Regions from separate parts of the Mus musculus genome. Here region 1 is linked to region 2. A link is a loop called in an ENCODE intact Hi-C map of the cell type or tissue named here. Cell type or tissue: heart. All regions are shown on one strand. Links, peaks and the distances in the headings refer to the core of each region. The heading gives the core; the rest is flanking DNA.

The links. Peaks named below come from ENCODE experiments on the same cell type or tissue, not always from the same donor. Only the 100,000 strongest peaks of a DNase experiment are listed, where the experiment ranks them.
Region 1: it touches region 2 in a loop (16-fold over the local background); 27 of 42 quality-filtered maps call a loop at or near these places.

The regions. Positions count from the first base shown.
Region 1 is chr15:8,627,415-8,632,793 of GRCm38, reverse strand. No RefSeq gene overlaps it. Among named protein-coding and RNA genes, the nearest start is that of Gm46508, 47 kb to the right of the region's middle. In heart, for the core only: a CTCF peak has its summit at 3,414 (motif pointing left); a DNase peak (open chromatin) is centred at 3,393; H3K4me3 peaks cover 1,567 bases; H3K27ac peaks cover 1,327 bases.
Region 2 is chr15:8,881,934-8,887,312 of GRCm38, reverse strand. No RefSeq gene overlaps it. Among named protein-coding and RNA genes, the nearest start is that of Ranbp3l, 83 kb to the left of the region's middle. In heart, for the core only: a CTCF peak has its summit at 2,065 (motif pointing right); no DNase peak of the experiment used is centred there.

The DNA.
Region 1 (5,379 bases), core at 298-5,297, 250 kb after region 2:
GTCCTTGTTTTCCTTTTCCTGTATTCAAGGGAGGTGGACGGGATTCTAGCACAGGGATTCTAGCATAGAGTCTGAAGGGAGCTTGGAGGGAGGGTTTGTTTCCCTCTGGATGGGGCTTTGTGGAGGAGACCCCGATGGGGCCCCCGGAATGCAGGGCCTCTTTCCGGGCAGCCTGCAGGGCACTTGACCCGAAGCTGCTGTCAGTCATGAGGCCTCTGTGTTACTAGGTTGTGTTTCCACTGCTCCCACCCGGGTGGTCCCAGATCTGGATCAACAATGCCTAGCTCTGTGTGGCCTTCTCTCGGGGCCAGGGCAGCTGAGTGCTACGACTGGGGCACACTCTGAATGAATAAGCCCACAAAAAGGGAACGGGGAGGGAAGGGAACGGGTGAGTTGTGTCCTAAGAAGTGATGAGAACATCCACTGTGCCTAAAGGTGGGGGGTATTGGGGGGGAGGAGCCCAGCCAGGACCACCACAGAGAATGCTCTGGTTTGCCACCTGAGAAGTCACCTGAGCTACACCTAATTCTAAAGTGCAATAACAGGAGGGCTTAATGGGCTCAATCTGTATAAACCATCTAGTGGCTTAAAATCCCCAAAGGCTCTCCTTTCTTGGTTCCCTCGGTCACCTTATCTATGCAAGGTCTCTCAGAAAGGCTTCATTTTCCTAGGGACCCTTCAGCTTTTCTCTCCCATCACCTCTCGGAGATCCTTGACAACCTGTGGGTCATGACCCCTTGTGAGGGTCAAACGACCTTTTCATAAGAGCTGCCTAGGGCCAGCAGAAAACACATAGATTATGATTCTAACAGTAGCAACATCACAGTTATAAAGTAGCAACCAACTTTATGATTGGGGGTCACCACAACACAGGGGTTACAGGACTAGGAATTAGAATTAGGTTGAGAATCACGGCTCTAGACTGTAGATTATAGACTACAGAGGACTCTCATTCTCCCATACTTTCTCAGACACACACTTGCACTCTGAAGACAACATGGCAACCCCTTCCAACCTAGGACAGAGCTGTCCAGCCCACACAACTGCTACTCCAGCCTTGGGTTTCAGGACATTCTTCTTTCACTAAGTTCTAACTCTGAAGGAAGGGTTATCACATAAAATATGGCAGCCCATTAAACTTTAACTTCAGGTAAGGAACAAATATTGTCTTAGTGTAAGAATTAAATAAATAATACAGTGATTATGAAATGGAAGACACTGGAAGTTCTATTATTTGATAATATGGGAAGCCCACATACAAGTGAAGTGAAAAATAGAAAATAATTCCTATTTGCCTTAGTACAGTGGACATAATATGGGAAAAATATGTGTTGGGGGAGGGGAGTTTTTGTTATAACCACTTCAATTTTTAATTGCTAAGTGAAAGCAAAAACATTCTTTAAAACTCCCACATCTAGAATTTCCTACAGTTTCTTTGTCCTGGTAATATTATCACTGATTATGTCCTTGTAAATCTTGTGGCCACCATTTAAAAGCCTGATGAATCACTTTTGAGGCTCCACGCAACTGTCTTAAATAAATTAAATGGTGTTTAGCTTATCTGTACTTGAAGTACTTTAAAGCTGGCATCTGCTTCTCTCTCTCACTCTCCTCTTCTCTTCCCCCATCCCCTCTCCATCCCTACTCCACATAGAACATTCTCTGTAACCCATTAAAATACAGACATGTCTCTGGCATTGCTTTTAAGAGATAGCACATTTTCCCCTTTACTTGAGGGTGTCTTTTAGAAAAGTACCTATGTGTCTGCCCTATTGTCCTGTTCAAACGTGACCAATTTTCCAGGAGCTGTAAAGAGGGAAATGGGGAATTTTTTTTTTTCAAAATCTTTTCCAGATTCCAAATGGCAGTCATTCCACAAAAGCCCCTACATTAAGCCAGGTATGATGGCGTGGGAAGCAGGGTCCAACTGGGACAGCAGAAGGAACAAGTAGAGACACTGTCTCCCACCTAGGAGATGGTGGGTCCATAGCCGATTTCAAGACCGCCATCAATCTAATGGGAAATGGCATCAGGTGGCAACTTAGGAGCGCTTTCTCTAACTGTGTAAGTTTGGGGAAATTTATTGAGTCCTGAAAATGCCCAGACAGGAGCTTGGAGACATAGCCATTGCAAGAGAAAATAAAAACCATTTAGAATCAGCTCAGCTGGGAGCACTGAGCTGATCAAAACGGTCTCGGCCAGGAACACCTATCTGAAGACTACCACCCAGAGCCACTGCATTCAAACAACAGGATCCCAAAGCCGGCTTGCTTTTAAACCTAGGAGAACTATGCCAAACAAACAGAAAGCACAGCTGTCCTAAGGAAAATGTCACGCCAGGCATAGTAAACTTATGCCTGTCCTTATACTTCAGCAGGTTGAGGCCAAAGTACCACAAGATTGAAACCAGTTAGGACTACCTAATGAGATCATGTCTCAACCTGAGAGAGAGAAAGGGGTGGGGAGAAAAAAGAGAGAGAGAGAAATGTTTCCTGAAACTTAAAGACCTTCAGATGTTGTTTAATCCCAAATCTGGACCCAATTGGTTAATCTATGTCATAATATACCTGACTTCTCAATCGGCTTGCAAAAGTCGCTGGACCTCGGTGATCCCTTCTGTACCTGTGGAGGTCAGATAAAGTCGCCATCCCCAAACCAGCTTTCTCATTGAGTTACCATGTTAAAAGGAATGCTCATGAAGTGAGCGCTAGTTAAATGGCACATAAAGAAGTTCAACTTCTTTATCTCGGATGTATGTAATTATTCACTTTGCAGAAGTGGTAAATGAATAAACGGGACACATATACATCATTTATATACATGTGTGTTCATCAAATTCTCAGCTCAGTTCTTGGCACTCTGGACGGCTCTTGAAATGTTTATAACGAAACGGGCCAGTGAAGACAGAGAGGCTTCGCGGTCCGCAGATGTGATGGATGGATGGAAGCAAGCCCGCGAGAAGCTGCAAGAACTGCTGTCTTCTGGGAGGGAGGCTGGAAACCAGACTCTCCGAAATCTGACAGAGCTCTTCTGGAGGGGCTCCGGGCGCTGCACCGGGGCAGAGCAGATTCCCCTGCCAGTGTCTGCGATGCTTTTGTCAGTGCTGGCTCTCTCTCAGCAGCCCTGCGCTGCATGGTGGTTTTGTGAAGCGCATAATTCGACACTCCGGGGAGACCACCCAGCTTCCTCTCCCAGAGTCTCCCAGGGAACAAAACTGTCCCTCTGTGTGCCAGTGACCTCCCCCTCTGCCGGCCCCCTTCCCACTGCTGTCCCCCACCCCCACCTCCCAGCCAAGGGGAAATGGAAAAGCCAGTCAAACCTTCCCTGGTGGGAACCAGGAGATTTGCTACTAAAGCAGCCCAGAGAGGAGGCCACTCTAAGCCTGGGATACTGCTGCCACCCTGTGGCAAGGACCTCCCGACCCAGAGCGGCCCACACCGTATAAACCACCCAACATTCTCTAGAAACTCCTCAATGATGGGCTCCAGGAGGGCTGTGGAACGAGAAACAGCTCAGAAGCCCGAATGAAAAGTGAACTTGAGTAAGTCCGTGTCTGCGGTGTGATTCCCAGTGTGTAGGACGGGATGGATAGTAACTGGGAACTTACAGGAAAGGCTAGTTCCCCAGGCCCCATCCAGGGCTCTGGAAGGTAGAACCCAGCAGTGTGCTTTAACAAGACTGTTGCGCGCCAAGGTTTTAGAACGTCTGATCCAGAGTCTGAAAAGGCAAGGACCACGAAGCTAACCACCAGCGTCCTTATCTCTTCTTCTCTGGCCCTAAACCTCCCCATGTCTCTCTTCGTGCATTTTAATTTCCTAGGATTGTGGCAGAATAGATACAAAACAAAGGAAAAGTCACCGATGTGCATACATGCTTACTGGTTCAAAGACTTACTGATGCTTTAATTAAAATTTAATTTTTTAAATTTAATTTAAAAATAAATTTATTGCTGGGCAGTGGTGGCACATGCCTTTAATCCCAGCATTTGGGAGGCAGAGGCAGTCAGATTTCTGAGTTCAAGGCTAGCCTGGTCTACAAAGTGAATTCCAAGACAGCCAGGGCTATACAGAAAAACCCTGTCTCGAAAAAATAAAAAATAAAAATAATAATAATAAAATAAATTTATTATTTGAGGTAATAAAATTTTTTGTCGTACCACTCAACCCATCGAGAAAACTCAGATCCTTCATTTATTTGCCAGGTATTTATGGAGTGTCAACCTTATCTCAGGCACATTAATGTGCACTGTAGATAAACCTACCCCTCCCTCCACCACCACCCCCACTCCAGAGCTCTATTTTATTCAGGTGTAAAATAGATTTTCGAAGACTAAACTATGTCACCTCCAATGTTTGTATATTGGAACTCAACCCCAGTGAACATGTATTTGGAGAGAGAGCAAGCTCAGAGCAAAGGCCACGTGTCTGAAAGCCAGAAAAGACCAGCTCAGAGGTCAAACATGCGGGTGCGCCAAGGGCTTTCGGCCCCCAGACTGTGACCAATAACTGTGTGTCCTTTAAGCTGCCCAGTCCGTGCTGTTGTGTTAAGGCAGCCCAAGCAGATTAAGATGTAGGACAGGTATAGTCAATGATGGGAAGCACACCAGTGCAGGGTGACGTTCGGAGAGGAACTAGAGAACTTTAAGGACGGGGTAGTCAGGGAGGCTACCCGGGCAAGTCTCCTGTAAAAGATCTTAAGGAAGTAAGGCACCAGCCTTGGATTCATAGGAAAGAAAAGGCTGGTGGTAAAACACCTCAGGTGGGCATTGGTGGGCTTCCCCGGGGGAGGCAAAGTACCACAAGGAGGCAGTGTGGCAGAATGGGGGATGGAGCCAGACAAGGACCAAGGGTCCACTTGAGAGGGTCTTACAAATCACATAGGAGAAGAGGGCTTTAGTCTCGGCGTGCCGGGTTGCCTCCAGCAATGTAAGGGTTAAGAGATCTTTCCTTTAGATTCGAATGTGTTCCTGTCAAAGTTTACACATTGGCATCACAGTGATAGTGAGCAGTGGGCCTTTAAGATGTGAAGATGGGACTTCTTCATGGACAGTGGCTGGAAAAAAAAAAAAAAGGCGGCTCCGTGCAGCCTTCTGTTCCCAATACTCCAGCCTTCCACCATGTGAGGACAGCGTTCTCCCGATCCAGAAAACGAATTCCTCACCTAACCACAGAACCTTTATCTTCATTTCTCTAGCCAGTAGCATTGTGGGAAAGTAAATTCTTGCGCCTTATGCCCCAGTGCAGGGCATGTGATTGTAGTGGGACTAAGACGATATGTAACTCATCTGCTTATCCTCCGGTGTGCAATCCCTCCCGGGTAACGCAGCCGCTTCCTATTAAGATGGTTGGCACCCTGTGTCTCTTGGTGTCCCCGCCCCCT
Region 2 (5,379 bases), core at 108-5,107:
TCGACACAAAGGCAGAAAACTGTTCTTTGACGAAGGAAAAATCGAGTACAATGGAGTGGTGCAACACCTGGGCATTGTCAGGAAATAGGAATCTTATATTCTTCATAACAATATACACAGTACTGCTATAAAACTCAAAACTATACAACTCTTACAACACTGGGGAAAACCTATGTGGTCTTAAGTATAGTGATAACATATTAGACTATCAGGAGTCATGACCATAAAGAAATAGTTGATAAACTGCACTGCAGTGAAAAAAAAAAAAAAAGATATCTGCTTTACAAAGACATTCTGAAGAGAATAAGAGAAAATATCAGTCTAGGAGAAGAAAAATGTAAGAGACTGACACAGTTGAAGGACCAGCATACTAAATGTTCAAAGAACTCTAAATGAAACAATAAATTGTGTAAATGTGAGCAAAGGTATGAATAAATTCTCTATCATCATATGTCATTAAGGAATTGCCAATTGGAACCACTGGACACACCCCTCTCAGATACACTGATGAGAATACAAATCCTGCCAGAAATGTGAGCAGAGGAACTTTTGGGCTTCACTAGCATGAATACAACATGGCACAGCCACCAGGTGTAATTTCCAAAATTCACCTGTAAGCCACACCTGCGCAGGAACCAGGTAACTTCCTGGAATGCTGGGAACTGTAGTTCTTGGGAAATAACAACGTCTCATAGGAAAGTACAATGGTCTACAAGTTTGGCCTTATAAGCCCCTGCTATGCATGGCTTGAGGCCGTTCCAGCTGGGAAATTCCAAGGAAATGATCCTGACCAAAGTCCATCTCTTGGTCAGTATTTAATATTAATATTTAATAAACACTTGTTATAAATTTGGCTCAAAATGGTGGAGTTGTTGTTTTGTTTTGTTTTGTTTTGTTTTGTTTTGTTTTCTGGTGAACTGCAGGATAAATGCTGGAAAGGTAGTTTTCTCATGAAGTTAAATATATTCTTACCAGACTACTCAGCAATCACTCCAATGTGAAACAAAAGAGTTTGAAAGTTACCTCCCCACCAAATTTTCACACAAGAATGTTGCTGCTTGCTCTCTTTATTGTTTCCAAAACTTGGAAGGCCCCACGATGTCTTTCAGTAGGTGAATAAATATTAATCTAGACAGTGGATTGTGCTGCTAACACAGGCCTGTAGTCTCAGCCACTCAGGAGTGTGAGGCAGGAGAATCTCCAATGCCTGCCTAGTGCAGTGTAATGAGACCCTGTAATGAGGCCCTGTCTCAAAACTAAAAGTCAAAAAGAGGGTTAGTAATACAGCTTAGTAGAAGAGCCTTTGACTTCCATGTAAGAGAGGTTCAATTCCCTATACATACTGGAGCGTATGTGAGTGCGCACACACACACACATGGATGCTGGGGGGAGGGAGAAATAGGAGGAGAAGAAGGGATAAATATAATTGCATATTCTGAAGTGCTGGAGGCCAATATGACAAGGTTGCACAATGAATGTGTGCTTCCAACTACATGACCTTTTGGAAAAGGCAAACTGTGGAGACAGTTAAGTGATGGGAGGTTGCCAAGTATGAGGCTGGAAAGAGGCAGAAACAGCCAGAGCACAGAGGGCCTTTCCTCCACAGAAACTAGTCTACATGGCATTATAATGTTGTTTACGTATAACTATACACTCAATATACAGCCATAGATAGTGCAAGGGGGATATTAAAGCTCATGTTCTGGACTTAGAAGCTAGATTGTAGCAACTGTAGCATCCCTGGAAAGGATAATGATAGTATTAGAGGTTGTGTGTGTAAGGACAGGAAGATGTGGCAAATCTCTGTACCTTTCACTTAACTTTTCTGTAAACCTACAACTGGACTGAAATGCTATTTTGTTAAAAACAACTACAAACCTGAAATAACATTCTTTTTCTTTTAATTTTTGATGATTCATTTGTCACACACTTATGCAGGGCGTTGTGATAATACCCCCAGTACACTCACTTATCCTTTGTCCACTCCCGCTTACAGCTATTTAGTACCAAAGGTTTCTTAAATGTGTTCATTCAAAAAAAGTTCTCAAGGTTCCACAAAGTTTTTCCATTTCCTTCCAGAAGGTGGCATGTGTGTACTATGCTCAAAAAGCCCTCCACTGATTTTGTGAAGTAGAGGGGGCGAGGGGGTGGGGGGGGGGGAAGTGGGGGGAAAAAAGAAAGAAAGGAAGAAAGAAAAACTTTCGCAGATAGTAAAACAACTTATAAACCTGTTCGGAGTAATTTCAGCAGCTGGAGTGAAATGGGAGCCTGCCGCAGACAGGGCTTTCCGTGGCAGGGCGAGCTTCTATAGACATACATACCTGCGAACACGGGGACCCATAACTTAATTTACAAGTGCCTCAACGCTGAGAGACTACTTGCGGAGTTGACGCTCTGGAATTTGTTACGGTCACTAGAAGCTGCATGGCATAAAAAAAAGGTCACAAGCTGTGGCTGGAATGGTGGACAGGAACAGAGTCCTCAGACTACAGAACTCAGCCAACTTAGCCTTGGATTTGCAGGGCTCTGCTCCGAGAGCTGTTTGAACTTGAGAGAGGAATCCTCTAATTAAAAGGCAATTACACAGAACGTCTGCCTAGTAATCCCCTCCGAGCGTGTTAAACCCACAGATTTCTGGGCTTTAGAGACCCTGAGGTCAAGAACATCTTTGGGACTGGTGAGTCTACATTTAAGAAGCATCCTGGAATGGAAAATTTCTCAGGTGTCTACGTACATCAGACTGCTAATGAAGGCGACGCCATGGACAAACCTTGAAAACAGGATTCCAAGCAGACACAAGAGGACGGCTGGGACTTCTGAGTCTCAGGGTACCATTAGATCAGGATGCCTGGTTTCTGGATTTTCTATGAAAAAAAAAAAAAAAACAATTACAATTCGTAATGGTTAAGACTGTATCCAGAGTGTCAAGGTTAATTATCAGAAAATATCAAATGCCAATTTCTTACAGCCCCTGCTTTTGGCGCAGTATCATGGTGTCCCGGGGCAGAAAGAACAGAAAACAGCACACCCTCTTTGCTCCTTCAGTCTTCCCTGTCTTCTTGTTACCTTGTGCAAAAGAACCCGACCAGAACAATACCCCTAAGAAACAGTTGGAGGTCAGTGAACTTTGGTTGCCCATTTGCTCACTCATTCAGTAGTAATCAATAATCATGGGGTACTTTCCAGACTGATTTCTAGGCCCAAAAGAATGAGTTATGAAGAACACAGTCATGGCAGTCAAGTCAACAATAAGGAAATAAGCAGACGCATTCAAGAGTAAGACGGTATCTGTCTGTGTGCTGGGCTTAAAGAAAACCAAGGTTGATTGACATGTAACCAAGAAGGAGAATGTTGTTTGAGCTAGCCTCACCAGGGTCAACTGCATGGGGGCAGTCACACTGACAGAGGTGCTAGAGACAGCGCATCATCTCAGACATTTCCAGGACAGCCTTGGGGAAGGGGATGTGTATTCTTCAGGGACAGCTCCAGCACTGAATGATAAACACTGGAAGAGGCAGGTTGAGTTGAGCTCAGCTTAGGGAAGGACTCCCTAGCCTAGCAGAGAGGGGATTCATACCCAACTGTGGCTCACCATGTCCTCGTTTCATTGTCTGTAGCACTTCGTTTAGGCCTCACGGTCGCAATGGATGGTAAGAGGAGTGATGCCCATAGAGTGGAGAGGTTTGTCTGCTCCCAATCTAGCTGTCTGATCAAGTGAATAGTCACTTAATAGAAAGTCACTTGAAGGAAACTTTCATTGAATGCTAGGGAAAGCCGGACATCTCTTCAACCCTTACCTCAGTTGAGTAATTTAAGCTCAGCAAATGGGTGACTCTGCATACTTTAGTGGTTGGCTGTGCTGGGTGTATGTATAGACTCCAGAACTGCAGGCTCTTCTAGTCATACGTTGGCTCAGTATAAAGCACACGGAGGTGACCAATTTACGTTTCCTGAAATAAAATAGCTCCCTGGCTCAGAGGGAAATGAATGAGTTAGAGACCCTTAATCTTGTGATCTCCAAACACTGCCAGGAGCCCTAATTAAATCACAGAAAACACTGAAAAAGCAAATAAGACATACTCCAGATTCCAGCCAGGTAATGGAAAATTACAAAAACTCTTGAATACCAATAGGCGTGTTTCCAGCTTGACTAAGTGCGAAGCATAAATTCTCGGGGGGGGGGGGGGGCTTTCATTGACTACCTCCCAGAGGAATGCAGCCAAATGGCATTGGAATACCTCTTTCAGTAAGAATTCAGACTGTAGCCCAAACCTGCACTTCACAACCAGCACTGGGAGGAGCAGGAAGGGCAGGCATTGTCTCATGATCTAGATCACTTTCCTTCCTCAAGAGAACCGTTTCTTGACTTGCTTCAGGAAATAAGATCATATGTAAACCTTGAGCAGACAGCTCCGAACCCAGTGGTTCTCCAGAGGGGCCAGGACATCTACCCCGGGTGAAAAGGGAAGACAATCAAGCCGAGGGTTACTTGAGTACTGACTGACCTTCCTGGAGATTAGAGTAAGGAGTGAAATTGATGACTCCTGTGACTGTCCTCGGTTTTGTCAAAATTACCCAAGTACTGATTCCATTTAGCTCCACAGGGAAGACCAAGATTGGGAACAAATGGCTGCAGGGTCCAATCACAACACACACAGTCCCTGCAGGCCAGACATGCCCATCACCTCTGGACAGCTGCTTCTCCCACTATGCCACTATGCCATAATCCTACATCCAGTCAAACACAAACTACATTAGGGCACAGTCTTCAGCATCTTCCTATGCAATAGTTAGCAGAGGAGAGAGGAACATATAGCTGAAGTCTAGTGCAGTTGTCAGTTCTGACCTGGGTTTGAAAGAGCACGGGGTGTGTGAGAGTGCAGGGTTTGCATTTAGAGCTGTCCACTCCGTAAAGGCAGTTCTGTTTCTAACCTGTCCAGCAGAAGAGATGTTTAGTGGTTTATATGTGCATTCTAAATCACAATTTATTTTAAAATAGCTGAACATTTACTAAGAGGGTACTCTTGACACGTGAGTCCATCAATTCTCAGAAGAACAAGCACTCCACGTGATGTGCGTTGCTTTTGCCTAGTTCGTACTCCCTGTATAGGTTTGTGGGTGGTGGTCAGGACTGTGCCTTCATTGAAAGAAAAGAAGGATAAACAGATTGGGCAGAGTATTTTATCAAACACAGCAAATACAGTGACCACTAGACAACTGCCGTCTCTGTCTTCATCAGCCCAATGAGTCGCACTGTATTTGAGATCTCGGAGCTGTGTAAATGCATCCAGCCTGGTCCTCTGAGCCTGCAAATCCTTCACCTCAAACAGTTCACAAGGCAAGGGAATGAAGAGTAAGCTAGCTTGTGACAGGAGGGGA